2 separate regions of the Homo sapiens genome follow, and region 2 is linked to region 1. The links are chromatin loops, found by intact Hi-C in ENCODE. Cell type or tissue: IMR-90. All regions are shown on one strand. Links, peaks and the distances in the headings refer to the core of each region. The heading gives the core; the rest is flanking DNA. Region 1 overlaps LOC105374042 (a long non-coding RNA gene). Region 2 has its middle 61 kb from the start of BTLA.

Region 1 (5,392 bases), core at 223-5,222:
TAAGGATGTGTTCATATTTTACCACCAAACTCTTCACATTCATCCCCCTCCACCTATTTAGAATGACTATGTAGTATTTTCTTGAGAAAGACTATTGGTAAAATCTAGAAACTGAGACAAAACGATGTCTGAGCACTCAAAAATAAATGGCACACCGGATCACATGCACTCTCTAAATAACATTTCAGAGAAGAACTACTAAAAAAGATTTCTCTTTTCCTTCAATGGTAATGAAAATTCAAAGCAGCAAATTTAAAAAGAGTGAGAGGTTACTGTAAGCAGGAAAATTACAGCAGTCTGGCAATTAGGAAGAGGACACAAAAAAAGCCTACTGTGAGAAGACCTAAATATGCAAAATGCAAAATATTTCATGTTAACGTTAGCAAAAACTTACTTAAGGGCCAACATAAAGTGTATATGTTCATTTTTATATCATATCTAAGAAGAATCATTGACAATTATAGTGATGGCTTTTTGTTAATTTTAAATTGCGATAAAAAAATGTACATTTTATTCAGAGGGCTAAACGAACACATGTCAGTAACACAATTTAGTTACACTTTGGTCAAAGTAGCTATTTTTTAAAGTGTTGATGCCTGAAAAATTGTTTTTCTTGAGTGTAGGCACTCAAGTGAAAATTAAACTTGTTTCTCACTTTTTCCACTTAATCATGGTATATCTTTGAGTGATTTTCTTAACATCACTGAGACTGCGTTTTCTCATCTGTACCTAATAACTGCACTTACCCAGATAATGTGAATAAATGGTCCCTATAAAATGCTTATCGCATTACTCAGTACATTCATCTTGAATATTTATTATTATTATTATACATTTATTTTCTGAGTTTATTCCAGACTCTGGAAATTCCATTTTAGTAATATAGTCAGCAAGTGACATTATATTTTATTATTAAGCTTATTTATATATATAATTATAAATTTATATATAATTCTTAATAAAATTATTTATTAATTTATTATTTATTACATTATATTATATTTTGCTTAACCATTTTTCTGTGATAAATATTTAGGTGATTACCTATTTTTTCTTATTCTTGAGAATGTTAAGATTATATTAGATGTTATATATCTTTGAAGAACATGTAGGAGTTTGAATATTTGTTAGTTTTTTTAATAAAGTAAAATATGGCAAATCTCATTATAGTATTAATTTTAATGTCAAAGAGGCAAGGCATCTCAAAAGAGCATTACAGATTAAAGGTATCAAGAGGGCAATACAGTGTATAGAAAAGAAGTATAGTCACAAAGAACGTTTCTGATTTGTGTTTTTCAGGTACATCTAGTTCTTCTATTTGTCTACCTATAGGTGCACTCATAACATTTTAATTTATTTCATGTGTTGTCATCGTTATCCTCTGTATTACTCTGAGAAAGAAGATGTTACCTGTTTGTGAAAAAGAGGGTGAGTGAAACAGGGTTAGTTTCAATCATTAAAAAAAGAAATTCCAAGGGCTGTGGCAAAATCCGTCATGAAAAGAGTTGTTATGAAAAAACTCTTCCACATGCTTGGTAATTCCCGCAGTGAAGGGTATATCTTTTTTAAAGTGATAGTTTACTCTGGAATATTACAAAGGTAGGCTGTTAGTTATCATTAATACTTATGGTAAATTGAGTTTAAGAGTCTTTACTGAGGACAGGTTTTTGCACGAGAGAATATGGACCACAGACAACTGGTGGGAGGAAGCTCATTGAGAGGTAAAAAAAGGTAGAGACTGGAAGGAGATTTTTCAAAGAGACTATTGCAGTAGTTAAGATGAGAGTTGATGGTGGCCTGGACTAGAGTAGCAGCAAAGGGGACTGAGGGATTAAGGACAAGTTTAGGATAGCAAGATTTGCTGAAGGAACAGCTGTGGTAAAAGAGCAAAATATAAGAATTGTCCCGATGATTGTTTGCTTTTTGGTGTTAGATGAAGAAAACTTTTACAAATACGGGAAAGATCAGAGAAAGAATAAACTATGGAAAGAGAATCCAGAGTTCAATTTTGAACATGTTAATTTTGAAACGCCTATTTTACATCCAAAGGAATAGGTTAATTATCTCTATATATGAATCTGAAATATATGGAACATATAAGGACCAGTGGTTTAAATTTTAGAGTATAATGAATAGACTCTCCAAGGGGACAAATCATAGGTTATGACTCTCACTATTATAGAGTGGAAATAATCTGCAAGTTCTGTAATTGGAGTATTTTTATGCCCAACTAAGCATTTGAAAATATACTTTGGTCAATCTCAAGAGAATTTGAGTCTGAATCTCCCAATTTTTTACTCGTAGCATACTCTTACAATGTACTGCCATGAGGGGGAGTGTTTGGGCTGTATTCCTCTTATGGATACATTAATGTCGCTGTATCTCTAGGTCACAGAGTATGTGTGAACCAATACTTCATTTGAGACAGCCTCACATGGAGAATGCAATGAGCCATTCTCTTCTCACATACAGGTAAATTGGAAGGTTTGTGAATTTGTTACTGTTATTTTGTACACTTCAAATTTAAGATTTAACCTTCCAAATTAAATCATGCATTTGGTAGCAACAATTATTTTAGAAATAAATGAAAACAATGATTTGGTTAAATATATAATCAAATTTCATGAATTATTGGTTTCTAATGAGGTTATATTAATATTAATGTCTTTGAATATTTCTATTTATTCCCTGATTCAGATCCCCTCCCATCATCACCAATTGAATGACTGCTTTGATTTGCATTTTTTCAGATTATTAATAAGTATGAGCATGTATTCATATATTTGTTAGCCATTCAAGTTTCCCCTTCTGTAAAGTTCTTGTCTACATCTTCAAGTAATGTCTGGTTGGCTGTTTATATTTGCAAATTTTTTTTTTTTTTTTTGAGACGGAGTCTTGCTCTGTCACCCAGAGCTGGAGTGCAATGCTGCGATCTCAGCTCACTGCAACCTCCACTTCTGGGGCTCAAGTGATTCTCCTGCCTCAGCCTCCCAGGTAGCTGGGATTACAGGTGCCCACCACCATGCCCAGCTAATTTTTTGTATTTTCTTTTTTTTTGAGACGGAGTTTCACTCTTGTTGCCCAGGCTGGAGTGCAATGGTGAGATCTCGGCTCACTGCAACCTCCGCCTCCTGGGTTCAAGTGATTCTCCTGCCTCAGCCTCCCAAGTCACTAGGATTGCAGGTGTCCACCACCACGCCCAGCTAATTTTTGTTATTTTTTAGTAGAGAAGGGGTTTCATCATATTTTGAGGCTGGTCTTGAACTCCTGACCTCAGGTGATCCACCTGCTTTGGCCTCCCAAAGTGCTGGGATTACAGGCGTGAGCCACAGCGCCCCTTTTTGTATTTTTAGTAGAGACAGGGTTTCACCATGTTGGCTAAGCTGGTTTCGAACTCCTGACCTCAAATGATCCTCCTGCCTCGGCCTCCCAAAGTGCTGGAATTACAGGGGTGAGCCACCGCACCCAGCCAGAAATTTTTTATATCTTAGATCCTTTACATACTAGATATAGATTACTTCTCCCTGTTTGGCATCACTCTATTACATTTTTCAGTTATACTGTTAGGGGAACAGAAGTATTTAATGGAAAACCAAAAGTCCACTTTTTGTGGATAAAAAGTAGATGGATTTAACAATGTTAAGTCAAACTATAAGTTGTTAATAAGTTTGAGTTTGGGGCATTGATGTCTTTATAGTGGAATTTCCTTCAGCCATAAATATATTATCCATTTATTCAAGTCTTTCTAAATGTCTTTTAGGAAGGCTTTACAATTTTCTCAATGTAGGTGTAATTTTTGCTAGGTTAATTCTTTGGTACTTTTAATTTATTCACTATAATTAATGATATTTTAAAAAATTTCTAGCTGGTTATTATTAGTGGTTTAGGAACATTTTTGGATTTTTTAAGTTAACCAATATTTGGAAACTGTGCTAAACTCTGTATTTAAGTTTTTCTGTTGATTTTGATTGTTTTTCATGAAGTTGATTCTCTCTCTTACAACTAATGACAGTTTTGCTTCTTTCTTTCCAATCGACACCTCTTTTTATATTTAATACCTGCAATAACAGTTATCTTTTTCTTGTTTCCGATTTAAAAGACCATGTCTAAAATTTCCTTACAGTTGAATATGACATTTACTGCAGTTTGATCACTAAGCATAAGGTTAGGAAATATTTTCTTATTCTTATCTCCTTTGCTTTTATGATAAATATGTTGTTGAACTTAAGAAAAAATTTATTGGTACTTGTTGAGATAATCATGAATTTTTCATAGCAATTTACTAATATAATAAATTATACTGACAGTTTTCTAATGTTAAGCCATTTTGGAAATTGTTCTGCTTTATATTTATAAGTAAAAGAGGACTATAATTTTATTTTCTTGGATTATCCTTTCCTGGCTTTAAAATTAAAATAACACTAGCCTCAAAGAAAGATCTTAGTAATTTTATAATTCTCCCTTTTGAACATGAATAAGATAGATCTATTCCTCAACAATCCTCTAGGTCTGTTATTTATTTATTTATTTTGCAAAACAAGTCTTTGATTTTGATTTACTTGCTTACTAATTTATTGGCCTATTTAATTTTTAAATTTTTATGGCCAATTTGCCACTTTCAGAAATTTATTCATTTTGTGTAAGTTTTCATATTACTGTTCACAATATTGTTTTGTTATTTTTGCTATTTGTTGCATCAGTATTAATTCTCCCTTTTCATTCTATATTGTTACTCTGTATTACAGTAATAATTTTCTGAGTATTACAGAAATAATTTTCTGAGTATTACATGCCACCCGTTTGATCAATTAATCTCTAAAAAAATTATATTTATTCTATTTGTGTTCGTTTTTATTGATTTCTGCCTTTAGTTTTATTATTTTTTTTCTTCTCATTTTGTTGAGTTCCTTGTTTGCTTCTTTTGCTCAATATTGACATCTGATATAGTTAAGGTGATATATTAATTCTGAATGCTCCTTTAAATCTGTCCAATAATTTTAAATGTCATTTTTTTCTTTTTCCTGCAGACCTTTCTTTAAAAAAAATTATGTAAGCAAATTTCTTCTTTTTCAAAGGGTTTTTAATACAATGTTTATGCTTCATTATGGCTGGGAGTTTTTCCCCTTTTGTTCACTCTTCTGTGTCCCAAGTCTCTTTTAACCTAAAAATGTTGTTTTTAAGCTATTTTTTTTTTTGAAATAGTGTTTCACTGCATCACCCAGGCTAGAGTGCAGTGTCTCCATCATGGCTCACTTCAGCCTCAACCTCCCGAGCTTAAGCAATCCTCCCATCTCAGCCTCCTGATTAGCTGGGACTACAGACATGTGCCACCATGTTCAGGTAATTTATTTTTATTTTTTGGTAGAGACAGGGGTCTCACTATGTTGCCCAG
Region 2 (5,392 bases), core at 224-5,223, 110 kb after region 1:
CCAGAACTGGGAAAAATCCTTAAAGGACAAAAGTCATAGGAATCAAATTGATTTTTTAAAAAGCCACAATCCAAAATCTGTACATGATTAAACTGTTAAAAATGTGAGATCTTATACAAAGAAACTTTATACCTGTAGATTGATGAGTAGAAGAGGCAATAAACATGGTGATTAGCAGGAACAGCCAAGCTGACCAACCCCTACCCTATTGACTAGTCATGCAATGGGAGTGATTGCTTACAATATGAGGAAGAGTAGATTAGAGAGAATGGAGAATGGACAATGTGCATGTGACTGTGATTTGTAAAAGAAATGAGGAGCAGCCATGCTCAGAAAAATACACACCGAGGTGCTATCCTGTCAGCATGCTGTACTTCCCACACACTTTCAATAAAATAATGCCCTCGTGGGCTGCACAAACACCTATGACACACAATCAAAAATAAAGTCTTCACTATGGGAATAATGAGATGTTTGAGGGAAGCCAACACATAGAGAAAGAGTAAAGTCAATAAACCCAAGAACCTACAGAGGGAAAAATAGAATTAATAGAGCAACCTGAGCAGAGCTTTTTTTTGCAGGGGGGTGGGGTTGGGGAGGAAGCACAATTAGCATTCTCAGAATAAGTAAAAAAAATACAAATTATTGATTGTGAAAATTAAAAATGTGGTTGTTGAAATGACAACCTTAAGAGATAGTCTAAAAAGTAGAGCAGACCCAACTGAAGGTTGATGTAGTAAGCTAGCAGAGTGAGACAAAGAATTGCCCTAGAATGCATACAAAGAGTCAAAGAGCGGGAACATATGAAATAAAACTTAAAAGACTTTGCAGACTAGACCCAGAATTTCGACAGCCATTTCATGGGAGTTCACAAAAGTAAGAGTAGACCAAACAAGGAGGAGATGATATTTAAAGAAATAATAGAAGAGAATTACCCTGAGCAGAGAAAGACATGAGTCCTGAAACTTAAAATTTCTACTAAAAGCCAAACAAGAAAAAATGTAAACACACTACCTATAGTGTTATTTCAGAACCCACAAAATTATGGGGAGAAATTCTAAGAGCTTTCATATAACAACAATAAAAATTACCTACAAATGAATAAGAATGAATTGACATCAATCTTCTCAGAAACTCTGAAGGCAATAGATAATGAAAAAATATCTTCAAATTTTCCAGAAAGCTACACTAGAATTTAATACTAGAATTCCAATCAAAGTCAAATTAGGAAGATAAAATAAAAATATACATGTAAAAATTTAGAATATTTATCACCAAAACTCTTTCTGTACGAATTTTCTGAAGATTCATACCAGAAAAAAAATTCCTGAAGTGGTTCAAGATGGCTGACTAGCAGCAGCTAGTGTGTGCCACTCTAACAGAGAGGAAACAAAGTAGCAAGTAAATACTGACTCTTTAAGTGGATCATCCAAGAATCCATGTCAGGATCCATCAAGGGAGAGAGAGGACACAAAGAGAACAGAAAATAGTGAAGCTGGGCATCTGCCCACCCAGGACTAGCAGGGAGCCAAGAGAAGCTTCCGAATACAGGGACAGGGTGAGGGAGTAAGAGCTCCCAGGGAATCCACACTTATCACAGGAACCTGTGCAATTCAGGAAATGGGAGAACACCCTTGACCCCCACCCTACCCTGGGCCTCTAGACTGATACAGAAAGTTGCCAGAGTTTTTGCAGAGGTACCACTCAAAACCATGGGGAGCTCCTTAGGCCTTAGACACCTGAACAACCTGGCACCAACAGCCGTAACACCAATAGAGGCCACAGTTGTGGTGTTGGGGAGCAGTCAGATTGCTTCACTCCTACCTGCCAGACAAGGCTTGACGACTCCTTCCACTACAGCAGACCCAGCCCTGCCTGAACTCTGCCAGTGGGCACAGCTCTGTGTCCCCCCAGGAAACACTCAGGTGATGAATTGGGAGATTTCTCTGACCCACACTGCTGCTAGCCAGATGGGACTCACCAGCTTGGGCTTCCAGCACAGCAGCCCCTCTCCTGCCTGAACTCTGCAGGTGGGCAAAGCCCCGTGTTCCCCTAGAAAGCATGCAGATGGTGGTCCATGCCACTCCACCCACCCCCACTGCCTCTAGCCAGACAAGGCTCACTGGCTTTGGCAGTGCCCAAGCAGGAGAGGTGCCCTACTCCCAGAACACTTTGAGGGATGAGATACTCAGGTTCTTGGGCTGACGGGAATGAGTTGTGCCTCCTTCTACAGGGCCGATCCAGGAAGGGTGTGACCTGAATGCCAGCCACAGCCAGTACGTGAGGAAACCCTGCTGCCCAGAGTGCCTAACAAAGGAAATATGAATGCGGTGCCAGTAATCAAAGGGGGCTTCTCCAAGGCCCTGGAGCAGACCTTGTTGGGGGGTCACCTATCTTTCTCACTGCCATCACAGAGTACTACTGTGAATGTGCTGAAATACACAGAGAGCTGTATGGCTAAGAGCCTATCTGCTGGCCAACACCCTGAAGCTCCATCTACTGGTTCACACTCCAAATTACAACACCAAAAATATTTTGCCAGTATACAAAGCCTGTCAGACCCTAGGCAAAAATCCAGCCACAATTAAAGATCCTACACAGAGCCTTGACCCTCTGAAAGCACCCAGAAACAAAGACAGATGATGATGCTCATTTGGCGCCACAGTTAAAGGAAGACCAGCCTTCTCAATGAGAAAGAATAGGCAAAGAATTCTGGCAATTTAAAAAACAGAGTGTCCCCTGACCTCCAAATGAACAGACTATCCCCTCAGCCAGCTAACAACCACATAACAGCATGATGACAGGGTCAAAATCTTACATACCAATTCTAACCCTGAATGTAAATGGTCTAAATGCCCCACTTAAAAAGCATAGAGTGGGCCAGGCGCAGTGGCTCAAGCCTGTAATCTCAGCACTTTGGGAGGCCGAGGCGGGCAGATCACGAGGTCAGGAGATCGAGACCATCCTGATTAACATGGTGAAACCCCATCTCTACTAAAAATACAAAAAAATTAGCCAGGCGTGGTGGCGGGCACCTGTAGTCCCAGCTACTCAGGAGGCTGAGGCAGGAGAATGGCGTGAACCCGGGAGGCGGAGCTTGCAGTGAGTGGAGATCGCGCCACTGGACTCCAGCCTGGGCGACAGAGCGAGACTCCGTCTCAAAAAAAAAAAAAAAAAAGGCATACAGTGACAAGCTGGATAAAAAGACAAGATCTAATTCTCTGCTATCTTTAAGAGGCTCATCTCACATGTAATAACTGACACAGCCTCAAAGTAAAGGGATGGAGAAAGATCTACCATACAAATTAAAAACAAGGAATGGCAGGAGTCACTATTCTTATACTAGATAAACAGATTTTAAGTTAACAACAAGCAGAAAGAACAGAGAAGGATATTACATGATGATAAAGGGATCAATTCAACAAGACCTAACCATCCTAATTATATATGCACCCAACATTAAGGCACTCAGATTCGTAAAACCAAGTTCTTCTTGACATACAAAAAGATTTAGACAGCCACAGAAAAATAGTGGGGACTTTTAACACCCCACTGACAGCATTGGACAGATGATTGAGGCAGAAAACTAACAAACAAATTCTGGACTTAAACTCAACACTTGACCAACTAGACCTATAGACAGCTACAGAATATTCCGCCCAACAGCCACAGAATATACATTCTTCTCATTCACACACAAGACATATTCTGAGATCAAACACACGCTCAGTCATAAAGCAAGTCTCAATAAATTCAAAATCATAGAAATTATACCAAGCACATTCTCAGACTACAATGCAATAAAAATAGAAACCAATACCATGATCTCTCAAAGCTACACAACAACATGTAAATTAAACAACTTGTTCCTGGCTGGGTGCGGTGGCTCACACCTGTAATCCCAGCACTTTGGGAGGCCGAGGCAGTCAGATCACAAGGTCAGGAGATCGAGACCATCCTGGCTAACATGGTGAAACCTGTCTCTACTAAAAATACAAAAAATTAGCTAGGCATGGTGGCACGTGCCTGTAGTCTCAGCTAATTGGGAGGCCAAGACAGGAGAATCGCTTGAACTTGGGAGGCAGAGGTTGCAGTGAGCTGAGATGGCGCCACTCTACTCCAGCCTGGGTGACAGAGCGAGACTCTGTCCCCCCAAAAAAGAAAAAAACAACTTGTTCCTAAATAACTCTTGGGTGAACAACAAAATTAGGGCAGAAATCAAAACAATTCTTTAGAATTAATGAAAACAGAGATACAACTTACTTAAATATTTGAGATACAGCTAAATACAGTGTTAGGAGGAAAGTTTATATCACTGAATGCCTTCATCAAGAAGTTAGAAAGACCTCAAATTAAAGAACATCATACCTAGAGGAACTAGAAAAAAATAGAACAAACCAACCCCAAAGCTATTAGAAGAAAACAAAACAACTAAAAGCAGAGATGAACTGAATGAAATTGAGATGTGAAAGCCCATAGAAAAGTTTAATGAAACCAAGTGTTGGTTTTTTCAAAAAATAAATGGGATTAATAGACCACTAGCTAGACTAACAAAGAAAAAAAAAGAGAAGAGCCAAGTAAGTGCAATAAGAAATGGCAAAGGTGACATTACAACTGACTGCATAGAAAAACAAATGATGCTTAGAGACTATTATGAACACCTCTATGCACACAAATTAGAAAATCTAGAGGAAATGGGTACACTCATGGGAACACACAACCTCACAATATTGAACCAGAAAGAAAGTGAAACATGAACAAACCAATAAGAACCTCTGAAATTGAATCAGTAATAAAAATCCTACTGAGCAAAGAAAGCCCTAGGCCAGACAGATTTACAGCTGAATTCTACCAGATGTACAAAGAAGTGGTACCAATTCTACTGAAACTAGTCCAAAAAATTGAGAAGGAGCTCCTGACCCTAATTCCTTTTCTGAAGCCAACATCATTCCGATACCAAAATCTGGCAGAGATACAATAAAAAAAGAAAACTTTAGACCAATAAACCTAATGAACATAGATTTTTAAAAATGCTCAACAAAATACTAACAAATTGAATCCAGCAGCATATCAAAAAGCTTATTCATCACTATCAAGTAGGCTTTATTCCTGGGATGCAAGGTTGGTTTAACATATGCAAATCAATGAATGTGATTGACCACATAAACAGAATTAAAAGGAAAAAAGCATATGATTATCTCAATAGATGCAGAGAAAGCTTTCGGTAATTCAAACTTCCCTTCATATAAAAACTCTCAACAGACTAGGCATCAAAGGAACGTACCTCAAATTAATAAGAACCATCTATGAAAAACCCACAGCCAACACCATGCTGAACAGGAAAAGCTGGAAGCATTCCACTTGAAAACTGGAGCAAGACAAGGATGCCCTC

Evidence for each region. Peaks named below come from ENCODE experiments on the same cell type or tissue, not always from the same donor. Only the 100,000 strongest peaks of a DNase experiment are listed, where the experiment ranks them.
Region 2: it touches region 1 in a loop (9-fold over the local background); 19 of 110 quality-filtered maps call a loop at or near these places.

Annotation. Positions count from the first base shown.
Region 1 is chr3:112,325,223-112,330,614 of GRCh38, forward strand. LOC105374042 (a long non-coding RNA gene) reads left to right here. Exons shown (of 5, transcript NR_147411.1): 2 at 1,300-1,428; 3 at 2,389-2,472; 4 at 4,124-4,164. Among named protein-coding and RNA genes, the nearest start is that of CD200, 5.2 kb to the right of the region's middle. In IMR-90, for the core only: a CTCF peak has its summit at 2,333; a DNase peak (open chromatin) is centred at 2,359; H3K27me3 peaks cover 143 bases.
Region 2 is chr3:112,435,299-112,440,690 of GRCh38, forward strand. No RefSeq gene overlaps it. Among named protein-coding and RNA genes, the nearest start is that of BTLA, 61 kb to the right of the region's middle. In IMR-90, for the core only: a CTCF peak has its summit at 2,489 (motif pointing left); no DNase peak of the experiment used is centred there.